4 separate regions of the Homo sapiens genome follow, and all the other regions are linked to region 4. The links are chromatin loops, found by intact Hi-C in ENCODE. Cell type or tissue: GM12878. All regions are shown on one strand. Each heading gives the region's core, and the rest is flanking DNA. Links, peaks and the distances in the headings are about the cores only.

Evidence for each region. Hi-C counts contacts between places; a loop is a spot of excess contacts. Peaks named below come from ENCODE experiments on the same cell type or tissue, not always from the same donor. Only the 100,000 strongest peaks of a DNase experiment are listed, where the experiment ranks them.
Region 1: a loop joins it to region 4, with 5 times the contacts of the local background. A loop is called at or near these places in 7 of 110 quality-filtered maps.
Region 2: it touches region 4 in a loop (5-fold over the local background); 3 of 110 quality-filtered maps call a loop at or near these places.
Region 3: it touches region 4 in a loop (2.8-fold over the local background); 6 of 110 quality-filtered maps call a loop at or near these places.

Annotation. Positions count from the first base shown.
Region 1 is chr7:28,619,033-28,625,069 of GRCh38, forward strand. All of the region lies in intron 5 of CREB5 (cAMP responsive element binding protein 5), which reads left to right. Among named protein-coding and RNA genes, the nearest start is that of CREB5, 210 kb to the left of the region's middle. In GM12878, for the core only: a CTCF peak has its summit at 5,044 (motif pointing left); a DNase peak (open chromatin) is centred at 2,559; H3K27ac peaks cover 1,479 bases.
Region 2 is chr7:28,440,859-28,446,895 of GRCh38, forward strand. All of the region lies in intron 1 of CREB5 (cAMP responsive element binding protein 5), which reads left to right. Among named protein-coding and RNA genes, the nearest start is that of CREB5, 31 kb to the left of the region's middle. RefSeq lists an enhancer at 5,824-5,983. In GM12878, for the core only: no CTCF peak of the experiment used is centred there; a DNase peak (open chromatin) is centred at 2,341.
Region 3 is chr7:28,851,334-28,857,370 of GRCh38, forward strand. No RefSeq gene overlaps it. Among named protein-coding and RNA genes, the nearest start is that of TRIL, 100 kb to the right of the region's middle. RefSeq lists a silencer at 2,781-2,980. In GM12878, for the core only: a CTCF peak has its summit at 3,036 (motif pointing left); a DNase peak (open chromatin) is centred at 3,028; H3K4me3 peaks cover 723 bases; H3K27me3 peaks cover 248 bases.
Region 4 is chr7:28,537,216-28,543,252 of GRCh38, forward strand. All of the region lies in intron 4 of CREB5 (cAMP responsive element binding protein 5), which reads left to right. Among named protein-coding and RNA genes, the nearest start is that of CREB5, 130 kb to the left of the region's middle. In GM12878, for the core only: no CTCF peak of the experiment used is centred there; a DNase peak (open chromatin) is centred at 2,536; H3K27ac peaks cover 1,103 bases.

The sequences.
Region 1 (6,037 bases), core at 304-5,303, 82 kb after region 4:
TTGGTTAAGAAAATAAAAATAGCCACTCTCATTGGGCACATGGCCAAGTCCTGTTCTAAACACTTTAGATTTAACTCATTTAAGCCTTTAAATCATCTTATGAGGCAGATATCATCATTATTGTCCCCATTTTGCTGCTGAAGAAAGCAGGCATGGAGAAGTTATGAACTTGCTCAAAGGCCTGCAGCTAGTAAACAGTAGAGGTGGGGTTTGAACTCAGCCATCGTGGCTCCAAGGTTACACTAGATGGCCTATAGCTTGGATCTGGAAGAGAAGATCTTTCCAAATCTGCCATTCATCCAACAAAGCAGACACCTGGATCTCACAGGGAATGTTCCTCACTGGCAAATGTTTCTGCTGGACAAATGTCTTCTCTTTTATTGGCCTGTTATAACTAGAGTGGACTTTGAGAGCGCTAAAAAGAGAACATTGTTTGCTGCCTGTTTATTTTTCCGTCATTCTACACTGAGACAGGCACCATCCTCTTCAGTGAGAAAACCACACAAATAAACCCCCTTCTTGAGCTAGGCATGGTGGCTCATGCCTGTATTCCCAGCTACTTCAGAGACTGGAGGATCACTTGAGGCCAGGAGTTTGAGACCAGCTTGGGCAACATAGCAAGACCCTCATCTCTAAAATAAATGTGTCATGTACATAAAACTATCATTCATGAAATAAAATAAGCCCACCTCTGTTACTCCAGGATGACGATGAAGGAAACCCTGAGAATCAAGAGGGCATTTCCAAGTCTTGTGGGGAGCAGAGGCTCATAGGAAATAGCACTGAACACAGAGCCAGACAACCTGGATGTTGGTCATGTGCCAAAGGTGAGATCTTAGGTTAGTTGTATTTTCTGAGCCTCGGGTGTATTAAGGAAGAGGCAGAGCCTCTTCTGCCCATTTTCTGTTATAAAAAATATGTGAAAATTATTTGAAATACTATACATTACATGCCATACTTTTAAAAATGAAATTTGATGGGTTTCTAAGCCTCTGCAGAATTTGGGCATCATTTTAATAAAATAGACTTGATGAAGTGAAGCTTCTCAAAATAATAATTTTTAAAACGGTACAATTTTAACTGGGGATATATTTAATCTGTATAGATAAGGGAAACAATTTTTGCAGTCGTCTCATAGATTCTTCTAGAAAAACTCAGAACAAACCAAACTTTTTAGAATTTATTTCACTTTGTTCTTGTTTTATTATTATTATTTTTAAAGAGGCAGGGTCTCACTATGTTACCCAGGCTGGTCCTTTAATTTCTTCCATATGGAAGTCCTTTTATTTCTTCTATAACTAAATCCATTTGGAAGAGGGGGGTGCCACTCATACCTAGTGTCTCAGTGAACAGTGCTAAAAGGGAATTCTGTGATTAAAGAATCATAGAGCTTCTTTTCCCTGTGAAAGCACACCCTCTAAGGCTGTGTCTCAGCATCTCCAGATCTTCACGCTCTGGTGCCTAATAAAAGATCATCGTTATCTCTGGAGGGAATTCTCTCAGGTAGTGAAGGTAGGCAGAAGGTAAGTTTCTAGATACAAATTATATTTGGCCTCGTGGAGATACTAGGAACTGTATATCCAGGAAATGCCTATTCCCTCCTCTTTTCCATAACTGGCCTCAGGCTCGCCCCATTTTAACCCTCTCATTGACATCCAGAGCCGCTACGGTCAAAGAGGAGGCGGCCACGAATTGACCTGAATTCAGTAATAAGCCTATCTAGTCAACCACTTCAGAGTCAGGAGTTGTCTATACAGATAGCCAAGTCTTCCTAGAAATACTGTTACCAAAGAGAGAATCAAATGGAAAAAAGACACAGTCTGTGATCCAGTCGGTATTAAAGAATAAAGGAATACTTGCTGGAATTAACATTTCGCAAACCCAATAAGAAGTCCCTAAAATTAATTTTACCTAAATCCCAGCCCCAAATTTGGAATTGAATGCTAATCCAAAAAGTTATGTTAAATCTCTACTTCCAAAATAATTTTAGAATGATGTGGCCATTTCCACAGGCCTAATATGGCAGCATCTCCCAAGGGCCATCAGAACCAAGTGGCCTTGGAATTGTGCAGTGAGACGAGGACAGCCCCTTGAGACATCCAGATTAGAATCAGTCATAAGGTCCAATCTAGTCTTGGCTGGCCTTGGGGATTCGGGGTTGGGGGGTGGGGGTCACAGGGCATCCACATCTCTGGTAGCATAATTCTTGCCAGGTCAGGTGGTGTGTAAAAAATTATAGGCATGCAGGGTCACTGGAAAATGTTGAGAGCCAGAAAGTTTGGGTTATGATAGTTATGAACAAGGGAAAGTATTTACAATACCCCTTTTGCCCCAAAATAGATTTTAAACACTATACAAGCACAATGGAATGTGTTCATTCATTTCTAACCGGATTGTCTTCTACTCTCATGTTTAGGTCATAGCTATTTCTAGGCTTTCATGTGACAAGACCTTCACAGACTAAATTCAGTGGTGTCACCTTCTGAACAAAGTGGCCACATGCGCTGTGGTTTTCCCTTGTTTATTTTGTCTTGTTTTGTTTTACACAGCCAGTATCACTAGCCTCCTGATCAAGGTTAGTAGATAGAATTCAACCCCGTTCATTTAAAAGAGTGATAAATTTATGCCAGCCCATGATCTCACTCCCCTGAGTAGCAGAATGTGTCTGTGGTGCGCTGTGAAGTCAACCTTCCGGACACAAGTGTTCTGTGTGACCCTGAAACTACACCTGAAAGACAGGATGATGTCGTCATACCAAGCAAGCATTCTGACTGCAACTTAAAGTATTAAGGACAACATATATCCAGAGGTGAAAAGAAAATGAAAATGGCTGATTTATTGTTTTAATTGAGGAAGAGCCTGTAATCCAAATAAACTATGTTGATGGAAAAGACTCACCCAAACGCCAAGGTGAAATTTCCTAATACTTCTGCCAATTTGTTAGCGAATAGATGATGAGGAAGTCTCAGGTGGATTCTACTTGTACAAGGCCAAAAAAGATCTTATTACCAGGGTGGAGGTCAATGATTAACACTGTGATATGAAGTCATATTTCTTGTAAAGCAGCTCTTTGCAGTGTGCCAGGTTTGAGATAGTGTGCACACAATGTGACTACTCAACAATTAACGTGTTTTCCTGTGAGCGAAACTTGGTGAGGAGGGTGGCACATTTCTCTTTCCGCAATGTGAATTCTTACACATATACACACATTCTCTCTCTCTCTCTCTCACACACACACACACACACACACACACACACACACTCCCCACACCCTTCAATCATATATCCCCTTAGAGATGTTCATTACATCAGCCATGCAGAAGGAGAAAGAAAACCCTTACCCACCTGTAGCCACCAGACATGCCCTCTATAAGGCAGCTATTTACAAGACTATGAAGACATGCTCTAGAAATGAAGGGACATGCAAAGGCGTAGAAAGAACAAAAAGAAAATTACACCATTCTATAACTGCCAGGGCTGAGAAGAACAGAATATTAGCTGACATTTCTTAAAATTGTGTTCTGTGTACTGAGTACTTTATATGCTTTATCTTGTTTAATCCTTACATCAACCTCTTGAGGTACAGATTATATTTATTACTGTTTTAGAGATGAAGAAACTGAGGCTCAGAGATGTTCAATGACTTATTTATGGGCACACAAGCCATTCTAAATCACCATGGAATGCAAGTTAAAATATTCCCACCAGCTGGGTGTGGTGGCTCATGCCTGTAATCCTAGAACTTTGGGAGGCCGAGGCAAAAGGATCACTTCAGCCCATGGTTTCAAGACCAGCCTGGGTAACATAGTGAGACCCCCATCTCTATTTTTGAAAATAATAATAATTTTAAAAATACTCCCACCTTCTTCTGGTTTTTTTCTTTTTGAGACAGAGTCTTGGAGTGCACTGGTGCAATCTCAGCTCACTGCAACCCCCGTCTCCCGGGTTCAAGGGATTCACCTGCCTCAGCCTCCAGAGTAGCTGGGATTACAGGCACCCACCACCATGCCCGGCTAATTTTTGTAGTTTTAGTAGAGACAGGGTTTCACCATGTTGACCAGGCTGGTCTTGAACTCCTGACCTCAGGTGATCCAGCTGCCTCAGCCTCCCAAAGTGCTGGAATTACAGGCATGAGCCACTGCACCTGTCCCCATCTACTTCTTTATAGGAGGATGCATGGAATGGCAACTTATCACTGCGTCCAGCCCATAGGAATACAGGCATACCTAGAATACGTTCTGAGCATGCACACATAGATGTACCATGTACAGTCAAGCTAATCTTCCTGTTACCAAAAGTTTTGTCCTTGTGATTGCCTCTAGGCATATTCTAATATTTTTAGCCAGAGTCATCATAAAAAAGAGTCTTTATATGTCAAAATAGCTTTATAGATCAAACTGCATGATCTGAAATGCCGCTTCTCTGTTTGCGAGGGTTAAATGGTTGTCTCAGGCCAGAGTTTAGTTCATATTCTATAAATGGCTCTTACTCCTTGATCTGACTCACTGTATGTATTACAGCAAAGTCACTTACAGATCAAGATTTATTTTTAGAATCTTAAAGAAACAGATTCTACAGGGAGTGTTTGTGTCTGACCACAGACTAATTTGAGTGAAAACATATCTCAGTGAGGAACTTTCTTTCCATTTGATTCCCCTGCCCGTGGCTTAATGATAAGTCTCTTCATGTCATGTTAAATGGTTTTGAATTATTTAACAGCAGAATGACAGAATTTTATGCCAACATCATACATAGCAGAGGAGTTTTGTGGTATGCAAGTAAGAGAATCTTTTTGATTTTGAATAAAATAATGCATCAGAAAACTATGCAGAATATTAACGTTCATAAAGATGGGGGGAGATTGTATAGTCTACTTTGCCACTTTGTAACAGAGATTTTCTCTAAGATCAAAACCCAGGGATATGATAAGAACAATGATGATGGTGATGATGATGGTGGTGATGACAACTTCCTCCATTATCACCTTTAGCAGAGATTCTGGATTCATCCCTTAAATAAATATGACATGCTGCCCTCTACAGGTATTCAACCTAAACCAGATAGTCTGAAGCCGTTACAAATAGATAAAGCACTCTGAAATACACAGACCAATAAGTAAGTGCAAATGAAATATTGAGGCCAATTAAATAAGGAAATCCTTTAGACTCTGCACGTCTAATTTGCGTGAATTCTAAAGCCAAAGAAGAATCAAGCGTTTACTATTTCATTTTAATGTTCTCTTCCAAGTTTTTGAGTGCGTATACTTGAGCCTATCTATGTCAGAAGCAGGGAAGAACAGTTGGGAATTTGTGAACTCATTTTCTGTTTACTCTTGAAAAAGTTAATTGCCCTTTGGTTTGGCTAAGACCTATTTGATAACAGATGCTTAATGAATGATTAATAAGTAATAATGCGTGTGGAAATCCCAAGTTTGTTTGCAATTTAAAAAAGTTGAATTTCATACCATAGGTAGCCAACATTTTTAAAGATTAACAGGCTGTGTACAAAAAGAGGGTCTATCTGGCTCCTTCTTTAAGCCTCCACTTCTGCCTCACCCCAGTAAATCCTCTTGTTACTTTGGTGTCTAAGTTGAACATTTTTCTCAAATTGTACTTCGTTTTTCCTTGTTCCGCCAACAGACGTGAAAAAAAAAAAAAAAAACAATCTTGAAGAACTGATTTCTTATGCCTGCCTCCTACCCTGAGTTTACTCGCTGAACTTCTGTTAATTGTAACTCTTCCCTATAAAAGGAAAGGCTGGCCCAGATGGTCTGACAGCTCCTAGTGCTCACTTTGTGATATGGGTCAGTGAGTGCTTGGAGCATCAGCTTCAGAGCCAGGCAATCCTAGGTTCATGCCCAGTTTCCTACACTGACGTGCCTGGATGACTCTGGGCCAGTTATATAATATCTCTGAGCCTCAGTTTCCCATCAGCAAAATTGGTACAGTAGTATCCACCATGTTGGATTTTTTTTTTTTTTTTTTGGTGAGGATTTAAAAATACAGAGTAAGATAAAAGATTTCATAAGCAGCATTTC
Region 2 (6,037 bases), core at 441-5,440, 96 kb before region 4:
GACTGTTATTGGGGAGGTCCAAGGAGATTGGCCACGGCCATCAGAAGAGGGCACGCTGAGGTTGGGTGCATTGGGATATATAATGACTTTTGTAAATGTTTTGGTTTCAATAAAATCCCAAATGTATTTTATCAATGCATTTTTCCCCTTAATTTTTAGACCCTTGTGTATTTCAAGGGAAATTTAATTCATATGGTTTTGATTCATTTATACTTAACTCATCAAAATGTTGTTTTCTAAGAGTTATTTGATGTCCAAGAAGACTTCGGAGCTTGATTTAAATACCTTCCAGTGTGCTTTCCCCCTCCCTTTTAAAAATAGAAAGCCATCTACTCTTGGCAAAACCTAAATGCACACACTCTAAAAGTTTGCATTTGGTTGAAAGCTCCAAGCCCATGAGGCTGTCGAGCTGGGCCAAATGCATTCTCCAGCTCCTGGTAATGTGTGAGCCTGTTACTCAAAAGCACAGAGAGATCTTTACCACTTGATAATCTCTGGTGGCTCTCCACATGGAAAGAAACTCTAAAATATAAAATGTCTGCCATTTGCTACATCTTTGATCTTGGAAAAGCCACTTAACCTCCCTTCACTTCAGCTTCCCATCAGTAAAGTCGGGCTAATATTTATTTTGCCTACCTCCCAGAATGATTGAGAGGATTAAAGAAGCTAATATAAAAGTCCAAAGATACCAAAAGCATCACATCTCTTTTCTTGATGTTATTGTTCTTTGAAAAAAATAATAAATACTCAGCCTTTAGTGAATATTTGGTATGTGGCAGGTACTATGTTTGACTTTTTGTAAGTTACCATCATGTTTAATCCTCATAGCACCAGGTGAACTGGAGCTACTTTTAATCTCCACATTTTGGAAGATAAAACCTCTGTGTCATTTGCTCAAAGTCTTATAGTTTATGGGTAGAAAAGCTGGAATATAAGTCAAGCTCTTTATGGTTTTTAAAAACTTTTTTAAATTTTAAAATAATTATACATACAGGATACAGAGTGATATTTTGTATCACATGTATACAACATAATGATAAAATCAGGGTAACTTGATCACCACAAACATTTATCATTTCTCTGTGTTGTAAGTATTCGAATGCCCTCTTCTAGCTTTTTGAAAATGTACAATAAATTACAGTTAACCATATTCACCCTATAGTGCCGTGGAACACCAGAACTTATTCCTCCTAACTCTTTGTTAACCCACCTCTCCCACTGTCCTCTCCTCATCCCCTTCCCAGCCTCTAATACTCACAATTCTACTCTCTACTTCCATGAGATTAAACAAAATTTTTTTCCTTAGCTCCCACATATGAGTGAGAACATACAGTATTTATCTTCCTGTGCCTGACTTATTTTGTTTAGCATAATGTCCCCCGGGCTTATCCATGTTCTGTGAATGACAGGATTTCATTCTTTTTTATGACTGAATAGTATTCCAGTGTGTATATATGCCACATTTTCTTCATCCGTTCATCTGTTGATGGACATATAGGTTGATTCTATATCTTAGCTATCGTGAATAGTGCTGCAGCAAACATGGGGGTGCAGGTGTCCCTTTGGTATACTGATTTCCTTTCCTTTTGATATGTTTCTCAAAATCCTCCAGCAGTGGAATTGATGGATTATATGGTAGTTTTTTTTGTTTGTTTTTTGAGAAACTTTCATACTGTTTTCTATAATGGCTGTACTAATTCACATTCCCATCAATAGTGTATAAGAGTTCCCTTTTCCCGCATCCACACTGTCAGCATGTGTTAACTTTTTGTCTTTTCGATAATAGCCATTCTAACTGGGGTGAGATGATATCTCGTTGTGGTTTTGATTTGCATTTTCCTTTATGAGTTTTAACCACTAAGTTGTATAGTAAATGGTTAAAGTCACATTAATCACTGTAATGTTGTGACTCAATATCAGAGTTTATCTTGAGTCAGTATCACTCATCATTGAGTCTCTTAATATTGTTAAGATCACTTAGTCACATTTTCTATTACATTCTCTTTTTGAATAATTAGGGTAAATGCATATGTAAAATATGTCATTCAAATATACAGACATTCAAAGATCATTCCTTACGTAGGACAGTAATAGAAGCTAATTTTAATTGAACACCTACTTTGGACCAGACACTGCAGAGCTCTCTATATGCCTTATTTCGTTTAATCTTCAGAACAACTCTATAAGGTAAAGTCAAGAACTGTGAAGAGCTGAGATTTCCCCCTACTTGCAACCTAATTAGTCTACTAGTTTCATGGATGCTGGCAGTAGCTATGAGACTCCTGGGTCAGACACAAAGTTCTTTATTACTCATGGCCAGCAAGCAGCATCAGCCTCATGTTCATATCACTTCCTCTTGTTCCTAGCTCCTATGAGAGTGATGTGGAGTGACCCAGGTGGCTGCTGAACATGCAGGGAGTTTACATTATGGCTGAAGAACTCTGGGCTTAGAAATCTCATTCTCTTTTAATGTTGGGGGAAGCAGCCTTGCCTGACCTTTGCTCCCAAGGGAGATATCTTTATTACACTGGACAGTAAGCAAACCTGCCATCTGCTCCAGAGGGACACACTAAGTCTGTCTTCTAACTCTGCTGTGCAAACATATTTGAAAAAATTCCAGAACCAAGGCCATCTGTACCTCTGCTGCTAGGACATACATAGTCCATAGAGGACTGTCTCCCAACACTTAGTCGCTCTATTTTACAGGCAGGAAAACTGGATTTAGAGAGGTGGAATCATTCATTCATTCCAGAAATATGTATTGAATACCTGTATGTGTTAAGGTTCCTTAGCTAAAAATTGGAGGAGGGGGAGTCAACACAGGCTCTAGGCCACTAACTTGTCCCCTTACCCACTTAACCCCTCTCCTCCTCAGCCACTGTCTCATCTTGCCTCCCCACCTTATGGCTAATTATATAAAATGATAATTCACTTACGATGATGATGACTCTTTGGGACACATGTTTCTCCTGCCATCAAATTCTTCCTCTGCAGCTTGACCCAGCCCCAGATACCCAAATGCCATAGGTCATTTACCTGAGATGTGGAAGCGGTATTGGTAGATCCTGATACAAGTCAGAATGGTGTTTTGAGGTGGAATTTAGTAGCACATAGAAGACAGTGGTGCTAGGTGATTTGAAAGTTAGATTAAACATAAAAAATTTTGTAATGGAAAACTTAGTTTTGTAAGATGGAATTAATTTGGTGTCTTTACAAAACTCAGAAGGTTCCTTTTCCCTGTTGCCCCTCCATCAATTAATCAGCACCGTTTTATGCTTGTATAAAAGTGCAAACCATTAAATGCTTTATAAAGATTTTGATAGTGTTCATGCTAGTTTGTGGGAGTCCCCTTGCCATGTGCCTGAATTGATCTGGCATAAAATATTAAATGACTATGAATTTGGAATCTGGGGGAGAAACATAAGGTCTTGGCAACAGAAGATTGGACGCATCTTTTCCCAACAAAGAGGTCTCCTGCGGCCCACAGGAAGGAATCTCAGGCTGCAAATTATCTCCTTTCTCAACATGGCCCAACTCAGGAAGCTAGTTTGCCAGGTTCCTGAGAAAATAATAAAGATGGACATGGAGTGATGAAGAGGTTGGTGGCTGGAATACCTACCTTTGAACTGTCGTGGGGAAACAAAGTGAAAATTAGCTGGTCAATCATTGTTCCTTTCAACCAAGTCACAGCAGGGGAAAGACTCTTCCACTGGCCTCTCCACCAGAGGAGAAGCTGTGTTTTAAAAAATAGGAAGAAAAGAAGCCTGACTTGGTGCTTATTTAGCCCTGCCACTGTGTTCATGGATTAGTATAGCACAGTGAGAATTTCTCTCCTGCTGGTCTGCCCCTGTCGGCACCTGAAGCTATTGGCTCTGTTTTCTGGGCTCATTTCAATTCCCCCTGATGCCAGAGAAAATCCAATTAGTGAAGAATTTGAAAGAAAGAATTCTAGAGGAAACTCTATCACCCTGAAACCATAGCAGAGTGGGGATGTGATGACTCTTGTGGGGTCATAAATGTCATGAGTTTCTTCCTAATCTTAAATGGTAATCCAGAAAGTAAGTTTACTGATATTGTTTGGCTGTGTCCCCACCCAAATCTCATCTTGAGTTGTAGCTCCCATAATCCCCATATGTGGTGGGAGGGAGCTGGTAGGGGGTAATTGAATCATGAGGTTGGGCGTTTCCCATGCTGTTCTTGTGATAGTGAATAAGTCTCACGAGAACTGATGGTTTTACAAAAGGGCAGTTCCCCTGCACATACTCTCTTGTAAGACGTTCCTTTGCTCCTCCTTCACTTTCTGCCATGATTGTAAAGCCTCCCCAGCCACGTGGAACTGCGAGTCAATTAAACCTGTTTTTCTTTATAAATTACTCAGTCTCAGGTATGTCTTTATTAGCAGTGTGAGAACCGACTAATACATTTATACTCAGACTTTCTTTGATGGAGCCAGCCTCCTTGAAAGCAGTTATTTTTAGATGTTCCAACAGCCATCTATCTTACAAAAGGATTTTCTCTTCAGATAGGCTCTGCCTATCAGGTTCTACAGTAGGCTGCAGAAAGAGGAAATTACTTTGTTTTTGCACTTTAACAGCAAAGTCAAGTGGAGGAAGAAACTAAGAATCCTTGGACCTTGGAGCAGGGTTTTACTGAAGAGTGAAAGTGGGTCCCGGGAGCCAATATTCTTCTTTTTCTTTTTTTTTTTTTATTTGAGACGGAATCTCGCTCTGTTGCCCAGGCTGGAGTGCAGTGGCGCGATCTCGGCTCACTGCAAGCTCCGCCTCCCAGGTTCACGCCATTCTCCTGCCTCAGCCTCCCGAGTAGCTGGGACTACAGGCGCCCGCCACCACGCCTGGCTAATTTTTTGTATTTTTAGTTGAGATGGGGTTTCACTGTGTTAGCCAGGATGATCTCGATCTTCTGACCTCATGATCCGCCTGCCTCAGCCTCCCAAAGTGCTGGGATTACAGGCGTGAGCCACTGCGCCCGGCCTATTCTTCTAACATACTTGAGAGGGTGAGGGAATGATTGCAGCTTTGCTGAGGGTATCCAAGGCCTGTTCATGGTAGAAGCAAAACAACCTCAACAAACAAAACCAAACAAACCCAACAAAGAATGTGAATGTTACTTTCTTAATTTTCTGATTCTGTCCCTATTCCCTGAAGGAAGCCCTTGGACCAGCTGGAGCACCTTTCCTGAAGTCAACTATACCAGACACCAGAAAATACACGTGACTCCAAGGGAATCTTCAGGCAGACCATCGTCCCCTCCCACTTTATTCCCTTCGACAGTCTGCCCACTGTTTCCTTGTTGTTTTTGGTTGGTCTGTTTGTTTTGGGTCCCCCCAGCCGCCCCTCCCCTCCCCCACACTCATCTCCTGCCTCCCCAGCTCCAGGAAGCTATACACAAACTGGAGCATTTGGAGCTAACTTGGTGGGATGATGTGGCTTCTGGCAGCTCCCACAATATGACACCAGTGAAAATACAAACCAAATGTTCCTTGTGTTCTAGGGTGTGAAGTCTTCATCGCCCTTTTCTTTGAGAGCAGAGAGCACAAAAGAACTAGACATTTGGTGGTTTCTGTCCTGGCTCTGCCTTTTAATAGCTGGGTGACATCTCTGAATCCAATTCTTTATAAAATAATAATTGTAGGTCCGGGCGTGGTGGCTCACACCTGTAATCCCAGCACTTTGAGAGGCTGAGGTGGGCAGATCACGAAGTCAGGAGATCAAGGCCATCCTAGCTAACACGGTGAAATCCCATCTCCACTGAAAATACAAAAAATTAGCTGGGCGTGGTGGTGGGTGCCTGTAGGCCCAGCTACTTGGGAGGCTGAGGCAGGAGACTGGCGTGAACCCGGGAGGTGGAGATTGCAGTGAGCCGAGATCACGCCACTGCACTCCAGCCTGGGCAACAGAGTGAGACTCTGTCTCAAAACAAAACAAAACAAAACAAAAGTAAAAGAATAATTGTCTTACCCACTTTATACAGGTGGTGTCGGTGTTAAAGTCATTTATTGAGAGCCTACCATATGCTA
Region 3 (6,037 bases), core at 520-5,519, 310 kb after region 4:
AATTCCTCTCCCTTTCTTCTACTGCCCTGCCCACTTGTGTTGCCTTCACACACACACACACACACACACACGCACACACACTTCATGTGCATGAAGATATTCACAGCACTTAGCTCCCTCTAAAAATGGGCTGGAATTCTATAGTTGAAAAATCTAGATTCAGACCTCTGACTCCAGTACATGGGGCTTTTCCATGCAATAGGTGAAGTCAGACGTTTGTCATTTGAGACACAGAACCCTGACTTGTTACTTCATGACACAGCCGGTGGTTTAACTACTCCCATCTTGATTCCAGATTTAAACACATAGTTGAAAAGAAATGTAGCCCTTCCTGAATTGGAGAATCATAAATGGGAAAAGGGGAACCAAAGTTCCCTTTTAAACCTGCATCTTTGCTTTTGTTGTTAACTAATAAAGTCTGTAGTTGATAGCTAAGCACTGAATGAAAATTAATTGTTAAATTCTGAGAATTGAACCTTCTTGTATTTTAATTTTGTTCAAACGTATTTTTTTCTTTTTCTTTTTTTTGTAAAAAAAAGAAAAAGCACAAACTTTCTTCTGCCTGCAACATTTCAGTAGGGTAAAACATCCTTTCTTTGTATTTGAATTCACTTTTTTGATGCAAGAAGAAAGGGAAAGATCTTGATGCAGGAAAATGGCATTGGCTCACAGATGCTATCTGCCATGCTTTTGTGCAGCTTACTTTATAACATACATGGGGCAGGATTTCTAGACTCTACCTTTCCTCACCTAATAATTCACCCTTTCAGTCCCTGTGCACATATTTATCAAGGTTGGGAACTTTTTTTCCGATTATTTAAAAGTCGTCATTGCAGTTACTTCCTCTGAAACAGACCACCTCTTTCATTAGGAATATTTATGGGAAATAATATATTTGTACAGTTGAAAGTATCACCTGTTTTGCTAAGTCAGTTCTTGTCTGAACTCAAATATGCTGTTAGAGGGTTTACTCAACAACACTCACTAATGGAAAGCACTAATCAAAACTTTTCTACAGCAGTAAATTTTTATATTCTTTAACCACTGGATTCCAATTAAATGTATTCAATATAGCAAGCTTTGATTAAACAAATTTTTAAAAAGAGATTATGTATACAGCCCTGTGGAAAACAAGGCAGGTTAGGTATGCAGGCACTTGTATATTCTTAATAGAAGTCTTTACCTGAAGGTAAAACCCAATAAAGTGTACCCTATAATGTGCTAGAGACCCTATGTTGATTTACCTGTGTTACATCGTCAGCAGAAATCAACTTTACCAGGTACACACCATGCTTATATATTTAATGCATATAAAAATGCATATAAAAGATCCTTTTTTCTTTATATAAAGAATTACTGAATTTCATTAGGCCACATTTTTCTCTAAAAAAGTTCTTTGTTAACCATGGGATAACTGATTGCAAATAAAGGAAGTTACGGCACTGTGCCGATGTTTATAAAGGGAGGGAAAATCCTTAATGTGAGCCTACAATTTCGATGAAAAAGAAAAACCATCATAAATACAAGAGCTGGCCTTACTCTAACATACATTAGCAAGATCTTTCAAAGGATCTCCCTGCTTTCACTGACATATAAGTATTTTCCTAAATGACTCAAAAAAAAGACGTTAGGATACTTAATTGAAGTCTATAAGGAGAGGTCTGGGAATAGGAGGATGAAAATCATTTGGTTTTTGTTTTGAAAAAACAAAAAAAAAATCCATTTTTCCTCATCTGAGGATATTTAAACACAACATCTCTATACATTTTCCATAAAAATATCACAGACCTTTCATATGTCAGATTCCCCTCCCCCACTATAAGTTTCAGGATTAGTTGCAGCCTTAGAAAAATATTTAATTCTCTTTGCTCTGTGACTTGGCTTAATGAATCTAGGTTGAGTTTCTTTAGGAAATATAAGAAGCCTCTTGACAACTGAGAAGCCTCCCAGACACTCATTTCTGTCAGAGTTTTCCAAAACCACACGAATAAGCTGTGGCCAGGGAGGTGCCTACATCCGACAAGAAAAGAAGAACACGGGCTTCCTTCCCTGACCTCTGCTATGTTTGAGTGAGAAATGTGTTTATTGCTCAGTCTCACTGAGTGTTTAACTGTTCCAGTTGTGCAAATTATGAGCACTTTCAGTGAAAATTATGAGCGCAGAAGCCTTTCTTTATTATTTCCAACTGTCTGATCTGTTTTGTCCTTGTTCACCACCACCTTTGAGAATTGCAAAAAAAAAAAAAAAAACTATGCCAGTTATTTTTGTAATACTACCATTGCATTAAAACCTTTAACCATAAAGTCCTCTAGTGATTTTTCTTTCCCTCAAAATTTGTATTGCTTTTAAAAAGCATTGCATTAAGATTCTGAACGTTTAACGGAGAGAAGGGTGACATTAGTACACATCCTTTTTAAACTCCTGATTGAAACAAAACAAAAACTACGCAAAAGACCTGCTTCTTTGCCTTGGGCCCTGACTTTTTAGGGGGCAGGGTCTTCTGCGAGGGGCGGTTAAGTGGCAGGGAAGCGCAGATCCCGCTGCACGCCGCAGCAGCCCGGGTGTGGAGCGCGCAGAGGGGGCACCTCGGCTGAGTTTCGGGCACGCTGCGCACCCACGGGAGGATTTCAGGGAGGCGGTGGCCAAGTCGGGGAGCGCATGCCGGGGCCGTACTCCCTCCTGGGACAGCGAGCCTTCCGAAAGTCCGAGCCCCAAGAAAAGTTGACCCTGGGTCTGAGAGTAAGAGGGAGGAGCCGAGAGCATGGACTAGAGAGGCACGGAGCCTCCCGGGCCCTGAGGCTGCCGCCTCCCTCCGCAGCAGCCACCTCCTCCCGCCCTTTACAAAGACAAGCTCCTTGCTCCCAGGAGTCGGCCTGCCCATCCCTGAAATGTGCACGTGAAGGAGGTAGCCTTGGTAGCCAGGGAAGGTGCGGTGCCCGTGCCGGGGCCGCGGGGCGTGCGGGAGTCCTGGGCGTCGCCGCACCTGCCGGTCTCCTCTGGGAGTCCTGGGCCGAATCCTCAGTTCGGGCGCCCTCTGGCGCCGCCGTGGGGAAATCATCCGGCGCCAGGCGCCATGCCGCACAACACTGTGGAGCAGCCCTGCCGGCGGGGTGGGTGCCTCCTATCTAAGGCACTGGACCAGGGGCTCTGCCAGCAAACATGGTTCTTCCATCAGCGTGTCGGGGTTGCAGAACCTCAGGGCATGGTTTCCCTCGGCAAGGTGTTAGACGCCAATTATCTTCCCCCGACAGACTTCTGTGAGACTTCAAAGGGAAGAGAAAGGAGGATCCCAAGACTTCCAACTCCCTCTTCCTCCCTCCCTACACACGCGCGCACGCGTAAACACACCCACATGCACACAAACACACACACCCTATTCTTTACCTATCCACAGGATCTCTAACATTATTCTTAACCCCATGTGATGGCTTTTTTGATATGTCAACTTGACTAAGCTAAAGTTCCCATTGATTCACCAGACACTAATCTAGCTGTTACTGTGAAAGGGTTTGATGATGTCATTCAAGTCATTAATCAGTTCACTTTTAAGTAAGGGAGGTTATACTGGATAACTTGGGTGGGCCTGGCCTAATCAGTCGGAAGCCCTCAAAGCACAGCCAAGACTCCCCAGAGAGAGACAGAGACCGAGACAGAGAGGAGGTCACATCCATGAACAACAGCGCAGCCATGCCCAGAGCTCCATTCTGCTTTTTAGCTTCCCCTCCTGACTCCCTGTCCTGTGGACTTTGGATGTGCTTAGGCAGCTCCCACAACACCATAAGCCAATTTTTTTTTTTTTTTTTTTTTTTTTTTTTTTTTGAGATGGAGTCTTGCTCTGTCACCCAGGCTGGAGTGCAATGGCACGATCTTGGCTCACTGCAAGCTCCGCCTCCCAGGTTCACGCCATTCTCCTGCCTCAGCCTCCCGAGTAGCTGGGACTACAGGCGCCTGCCACCACGCCCGGCTATTTTTTTTGTATTTTTAGTAGAGACGGGGTTTCACCGTGTTAGCCAGGATGGTCTCGATCTCCTGACCTCATGATCCACCCCCCTCGGCCTCCCAAAGTGCTGGCATTACAGGCGTGAGCCACCGCGCCCGGCCAGCATAAGCCAATTCCTAGTAAGACATCTCTGAATGGATATATTGGTTCTGTGTCTGAGGTTGAACACTAGCTGGTACAACCCACACAATCCAAATCAGAAAAAGTATGAAGGAAATTCAGAGTGCCAGAAGATGCCACCTCATCCCTCCTATCTGTCAGTCAGTATTCTCTGAATGTCTAGCAGTGGCAGGCACAAGACACTGTACTCTGGAGATACCTCCAAGGACAGAGCACACTGGGTTTCTTCTTCGATTTGGGCTTCAGTGCCTGCTGCTAAGTTAGATGGGTGAATAAGAGAGGCAGTGGCTATAAAGGTTAGTGAAGCTCTCTCTCTCTCTCTCTCTCCCTCTGACACACACACACACCCCTCCATGTGACAACTTTGGAGTTTTTAAACCTAGACCAGAAACCAGCTTTAATTAATGGTTTGTTGTGGGTACTTGTGGCATGCTTGGAGCTACACAAAAATACAGTAGGAGGAGGACGCCTGTGAGGAGAAGCAGACAGCAGTCTTTGCCTTGCGGGCCCTCTATCTATCACCACTAAAGGTAAAATGCTGTTTATCCATTGCCAAACCTCCTGAGTCATCCACCCCCACAGTGCATTTTCTTTGCACTTACTGTTTCTATGCATGGCAAAGGGGTGACACACTGATAATGGATCAGAGCAGTAAAATGTTGGCAAAGACTCAACAGGCTGGGAAGAGGAAGCCTCCTCTCTAGATTGATCCAGGGCTACTGGTCCTAGACCAAATTGGAATGTCCAATAAAGACCGCATTCCTTCTCTAACATCTACCCCTTCCCTGAGCATCAAGGCCTGTTCCAGGATGGCAGTAACCCTGTGTAATTCAATCCAACAAATGTTTAATGAACACCTACCATGCTACAAGTCCACCCTCTACAATCTGGTGTCCTGAAATGGCTTTTGTAATTATCATTGGCCTGCAAATGGCTTGCTATATTAAGTGGATAACTTTCATGGATATTCTGTTGGCTTCTCCATGAATTTTTACCTCTTGGGCTATTTTCTCCTGGAGATTCACACCGTCCCTTGGGCTCAGTCACAACTCTGTCTGGATTTTATCTCCTGTTTGTCTTGTTTGTTTCTTTTCAGCCCTCTTTAGAAGGATTTCCTTCTCACCCCCACTCCTCCAGATTTTAAAGTAGGTGTGTTCAAGGCTCTGTATTGGCCACCTTCCTGACCCTATTCCTATCTATTCTCCCTCCTCGAGAGATGAACAGACCTCTGCTGACCTCCAAGTCCTTATCTCTAGCGTGGACCTCTCTCCTGAATCCATTATTCTCTCTGTGTGGACACTTGGGCATACCATAAGAACCACGAATGTAACACTTTGTTAAGGAACCTCATCGTCTTCTTTCTCTTGCCTCTAACCTCTTAATCATCTGGAAAACACGAGCTGAATTAACAATGCCAGAAACTGCATTCTCCCAAGAGCTCATGACAGAAATTTCAGAGGCATTCCAGATTTCCTCTTGCTTAGCTCTCACATCCAACTAGAACCCAAGATGTAAGGGTTCTCTGAAGAGTACCTCTAGTCCCTGCTCCTCCCTCTGATCCCCACATGGGTTTAGGCCTTCACAAATCTTTTCTTGGGGCAAATGGTCTTCTGTTGATCTCTCTGCCTCCATATCGCTATTCTCTCTCATTCATCTTCCTAAAATGCAAATCCCCCCGTGATATCTCCCTACTTTAAAAGAAATGTCAATGACAAAAATTCCTTAAGACTGAATAGTATTCCATTATATATGTACACCATATTTTCTGTCATTTGCAACAGCATGGATGAACCTGGAGGACATTATGCTAAGTGAAATAAGCCAGGTGCAAAAACACAAATACTGCAAAATCTCACTTATACGTACAATCTAAAAATGTTGAACTCACAAAAGTAGAAAGTAGAACGGTGGTTGTCA
Region 4 (6,037 bases), core at 481-5,480:
TATGAGATACATGAGATACATGATACAGGATTACTGTAGTGAAGCAAATTAACATATTTGTCATCTCATATGGTTACCCATTTTTTCCCCAATAAATGTTTAGAACAGCTCTGAACTTTACCACCAAAACACAAAAGAATTTCCTACAACATGCACTTAAAGCCTTTTTTTTTTAACATAGCACAGTATATGCAATTATGTTGAGCATATGGCCATTTAAAATTATACTCTGAGACAGCTCACCTGATGCAAATGCCTCAGAAATGGACATGGAGGTGTACAAAGATGGGAGATGGCAGAGACAGCTGGGGTTACTGGATGGAGTTGAATCATAGCCTATTTACATGAATACAGGGGGAGTTAACAGAGGCAGAACTTGGGAGCTGCTTGACGTTCTGTGGGGAGTGAAAAGGAGGAGGCAGATTAAAGAAATGTGAATTTCCAACAGGGTATGCTTACAAATCCCCAAAATTCATAACCGATTTGTTCAAAGTAAAAAATAAGAACAGGAGTCTGTCATGAGAAAGGAGAACTTCATGTCAGTTTCAAGCCCTGCACATTGGAGTCAGTACATGCACATTCTTCTTTTTGGCATCCATTCTTTGTTTATATTTAGCAGATTTGAATACCGTTTGGGTTTCTACCCACATACATACTAGCCTTACTCTATCTTGATGTACAGGAAGGTTTAGACCTTTCACTAGTAATTCTCTGTAATCGAATGTGACCAAGTTCAAGGGAAACGTCAATTACAAAAACACTGGGGGAAAAAATCTGTATGTTGCCTCCATGGTTTCTTAACTATGGTTTTTGTTGTTGTTGTTGTTATCGTTTTGTTTTGTTTTTATTTTTGTTTGAGACAGAGTCTCCCTCTGTTGCCCAGGCTGGAGTGCAGTGGCGCGATCTCTGCTCACTGCAATCTCTGTCTCCCGGGTCCAAGTGATTCTCTCACCTCAGCCTCCCAAGTGGCTGGGATTACAGACACTCCCCACCACGCCCAGCTAATTTTTATGTTTTTAGTAGAGACAGAGTTTCGCCATGTTGGCCAGGCTGGTCTCGAACTCCTGACCTCAAGTGATCTGCCCGCTTCGGCCTCCCAAAGTGCTGGGATTACAGACGTGAGCCACCGTGCCTGGCCTCTTACTCCATTTCAACTAGACACATGGACTCTGTCTTGTGATGAAACCTTTATTCGCTTAAAGTCTTTATCTTTTGGTGGCATATGTAGCTATGTCCCCTATTTTATTCCTGATATAATATATGACTCTTCTCTTTTTTTCTTTCACGACGTTGCTAGGGGTTGATCAATTTTATTAGTGTTTTTAAAGAATCAAGCTTTGGCTTTGTCAGTTTTCTTTATTGTATATTTGTGTCTTAATTCATTGATTTCTACTTTTATTTTTTATAATTTCTACTTTCTCTGGGTGTAATTTGCCCTTCTTTTTGTAACTTCTTAAGATGGATACTTCGATCATTGATTTTCAGCCACTTTTCCTTTCTAATATGTGCATTTAAAGCTGTGCATTTCCTTCTAAGCACAACTTTAGCTGTATCCCACAAATTTGATATATTATGTTTTTATTATCATTCAGTTAAAATAGTGTCTGTTTTCACTGTGATTTCATCTTTAACCAATGAGTTATATAGAAGCATCTTGTTTCAAGTCCAAACATTTAGGTATTTTCTAGATATCTTTCTATTATTGATTCTAGCTTAATTCCATTGTGATCAGGAGAATGTATTTAGTATGATTTTAATTCTCTGCTGTTTGCTGAGACATACATTATGGCTTGAAACTAATAACCTGCTATGGTATTTTACTTTAATAGTTCGACATCTTTCTATACATCTACTGGAAAGTTATTGCATACATCACTGGAAAGTTGCTTAATCTCTACATGTCTCAGTTTTCTTTTGTGTACACTGGAGATAATAACAGTGTCTTCCTCAAAGAGGTCCTGTGACCATTCAATTTGGTAATTCTTTAAAGGTTTTCAGAATGGTACCTGGCACATAGTAAATACTCAGGAACTGTTAGCTGTTATTACTTAGTTGATTAAAATTATGACTGATTATCCTGCTGGATCAAATATAAACATCCACTGCCTGTCACCAGCCCACCTTGGCTGTCTGCTCTTACTTGCTGCTAAACTTTAAGGCCTATGTCTTAAATATCACTTAAGTATCACAGAATTTCCAAGACACTGTAAGTATTATTTTCTGTGTTTTACAAATAAGGGAATTTAGGCACAAAATCGGTAAAAGACTTGAATGAAAGCCTGTTTCTCAAGATATTAGCAACAGCCTGTTATCTGGTTCACATCTATATTCCTTGCTCATATTTTATTCTATACAAATAAAAGAAGTAATAGTTTTGCAATTAAGTGTTTTTGTGGTTGACATCATTTTCAGGTGTTGCCTTTGGACTCCTACAGCCTTCAGGCCATGGGAAGGTCTGCTCCCTAATCAGTAGGTTAGCCTAACCTCAGTCACTAAGTTTCAGTCTGAGTAAAGGCACAGTCCCTGAGGGCTGAACATATGTCAAGGTTCCCAGCCCTTAACATCCTCCAAAGACAAAACCTGCCTTCGTCACCTTGTGGGAACTCAACAAATGGTGGTTGATGAACCATCATGGTATCAGTTTTGAAAATAAGCACAGACATTTTTGGTAACCAGCCCACCATCGCCTAAGTTGTAAAGCAAGTGAAATCAACATTCTTTCTCATTCATTGGGCATAAATTGTTATGGCTGTTTCCAAGGATGCATGGTACACGTGTAATGTGGGGTCTTTCAGGGAAATTTGACATCAAGCCTAGAGTCTTGAGAGACTAGTTTATATTTTTAAGGAACGTTGAAGACTTTAGCATATTTTATAAAGGGCATTTCCAAAACCATACCAGTTTCTCAGCTTATTTTATAATATCGACCACCTGGTCTTTTGCTCAATGTGATTTCAAAGGGCCTAGTATAATTTTTCTGAGTATCCTAAATCTCCTTGGGTGCCCTGTAAATCCACAATTTGAAATTTATTCTTTTAACATGTCATCTTGATACTTTGTTTATTGGTTCTAATATACAATCCCTTGGGAAAAATAATATTAAGTCCCATTAATTGTTAATAGTGTGGGTGAATGAGTTTATTAGATTGGCTCCTAAGAACAAGTTTTGAGTTAGATTGAGGAGGGCAGGGTGGAAGGAGGAGATGATAGCTCTAATAGGCATCTATATTTGGAAGTGCTGGGTAAAAGAGCACAGTAGTCTGAGGCTGCACAAGGGATACGGGAGGAGGCTTCATGATTTCCCCTGGGCTGCCTCTGCCCACATCTTCTCACCACACATCCAAATGAATTCTTCTATACCATTCCATTAGGTAATTATTGTAAGCCTTTAGAAGTAACACCATTACTCTCATGTCACAAAATTCTGTGATTATATTAAAAATTGCTCTTTTTCTGTTCTGGCATATTTGTTTTCCTCCCTGGTCTTAGATAGCTTTTAGGGTTGGATTAGGTGTTGATGGAAAAGAAGAGTTGAGATCAGGAAAGTAAGGTGTGATTGTAAGAAGGTCAGAAAGGAGCTCTTGCAGTAAAAGACACCTAGGGCGCTTTCATCCCTGTTACCTCCTTCTGCCATGATACCCATGAGCATGTGGGAGAGCTTCTTTTCATGGACCCACATGGAGTCCACCTGCTGAATTAATTGATGCTCTTCATTCTCTCTTGAAAACATACCCACTGATACCCACGCCACCTTGAATGCTTGCAACCACCAGTCCTGTCCTGTGCTTACCAACATCAGACGTATTTCCAAACTGTCAATACTAGTTGTGTCTATTGCTGTAACTCAATAACTTAATTAAATAATGCGTAAATGAATAAAATATGAGCATGAAAAGAAAGACCTAATTTGATTGCTTGCAAAAACATGATACAGGAGAAACTCTTAGAAATGCTATTAAATTAAGTACGGATGAGAAGTATAAAAGCTTGTGAAAGTATTTAGGGAAATACACACAGGTTCTGCACTCTCACTGGTCTTTACGTTCTTGCTCTACTGTTAAAAATCTAAAACTAGAAGTCATCGACCATATATTAGGAGTGTGGCTTATGGAAGAAAGAATGCGCAGAACCCAGTCAGCAGACCCCACTCAGAGAAAAAACCTTTATCCTGGCCAGGTGCGGTGGCTCACACCTGTAATCCCAGCACTTTGGGAGACCGAGACAGGTGGATCACTTGAGGTTAGGAGTTCCAGACCAGCCTGGCCAACATGGCAAACCTTGTCTCTACTAAAAATACAAAAATTAGCTGGGCGTGGTGGCCGATACCTGTAATCCCAGCTACTTGGGAGGCTGAGGGAGGAGAATCACTTGAACCCGGGAGGCAGAGGTTGCAGTGAGCCAAGATCACACCATGCACTCCAGCAACAGAGTAAAACCCCATCACAAAAAACAAACAAACAAACAACAACAACAAAAAACAAAACCTTAGTCCTGTATCAAAAGATTGGCAGTCAGGTGCTTTTACACATTTCAAGTTAAAAAGATGTTGAAAATATACACCTGTCATGTTTATGGTGTTTCCCCTTTATTCAACTTTTTACTTAACCAGTTAACAACTTTGTCTCAATGGCTTCTACTGTGGTTGAAAAGGTCATTGTTGTTGTTCTTTATGCTCAATTCAAAGGTTAGGGCTATCCTGACCATTCTCTCTTGTTTCTATGGAGAATCTTATTGTGGATCCATGATTCTTAAATTCCTTAGTGTGTGACTTAAAGCTATTTATAGTTTTGGCTTATGTTATCAAATATGCTTGTTTGCCACTAAGCAAAGAAAATAAAAATGCAGCTGATGTCATCACAGTAGCCAACGTTTGACAAGGGCTTACTTTGTACCTGGACTCTGTACTAAGCATTAACTGATATTATTTTGTTTAATCTTCACAACTACCGAAGAGTAAGTTTCATTATTATTTCTGTTTTATGGGCAATTGAGGCACAGAAGGGCAAAGTAAGTTGCCTAAAGTAACACAGTTAGCAAGTAGTGAAGCCAGATTCCAAGCCAGACGGAATCCAGACCCTGTGCTCATAACCACTGTGCTATTTATTTTTAGATACCTTAAGTCGTTGTTCCTGCTTAATATGTTTATGACCCCTCTTCGGGGGGCAGGGGCAGAGGGAAACAAAGATTGATTACCTGCCAATGTTCCTTTATGTCTAGAAGGTGGTAAAACACTGGTTGTTTTGCACCGTCACTGTTATCTATGAACAACTCTGTTAAATCTTGTAAGAGACAGAGTGGAAAATGTAACACTTAGCACCTCAGACCAATCATCAGTAATGCAGAGGGACGTGAGTGCACGGGTGTGTGTGTGAGTGTGTGTGTGACCCTCTCTCTGCTGCTCACCAAGAAGAAACTGGTATTTTAGTGCCCTTTTGTGCCACTGTGCTTTTAACTGCTGTTAAGATAAGGAGTAATGTCCCTCCAGCTGTACATAATAGTGTTGTAATTCCATCAAGGGGCTTTGATAACTTCATAAACCCTGACAGAAAAGCTTGAGTGGATTTTCATGTCACCATAACACCAAGATGGAATTACAGCCTTAATTTACTGGGTGTACATTTTGGGAGGTACATTACTTAATGTTAAATCTTGTTAAAAACAAATCAGCTGATGCCATCTGGCTGTTCCCGTTCCACAGTGGTCTCCAAGCTGCACCCTGATTTTGGGTCTTTGTTCTCCGTCACCCTGCTTTTCCTGATTTTTATTTTCCTCATCATCATAATTGCCCTGATCATCATCATCATGCATACCTTATACTCATATAACTTTTTTTTTAAGTTTACAGAGTGTTTTTCATACATGATCCTATGAGCCTCAATACTTGCTTTTCTCTCTCCTCTTGAACATCTGAAATTTAGTTATTTGTGTTATATGGAACAAATGTCTGTTGGCCATTTTTTAAGAATAAAAGCAATGTGTGCACACTGAAAACTTTCAGACAGTGCAGGAAGGCATAAAATGAAAAGTAAAGTTTCCT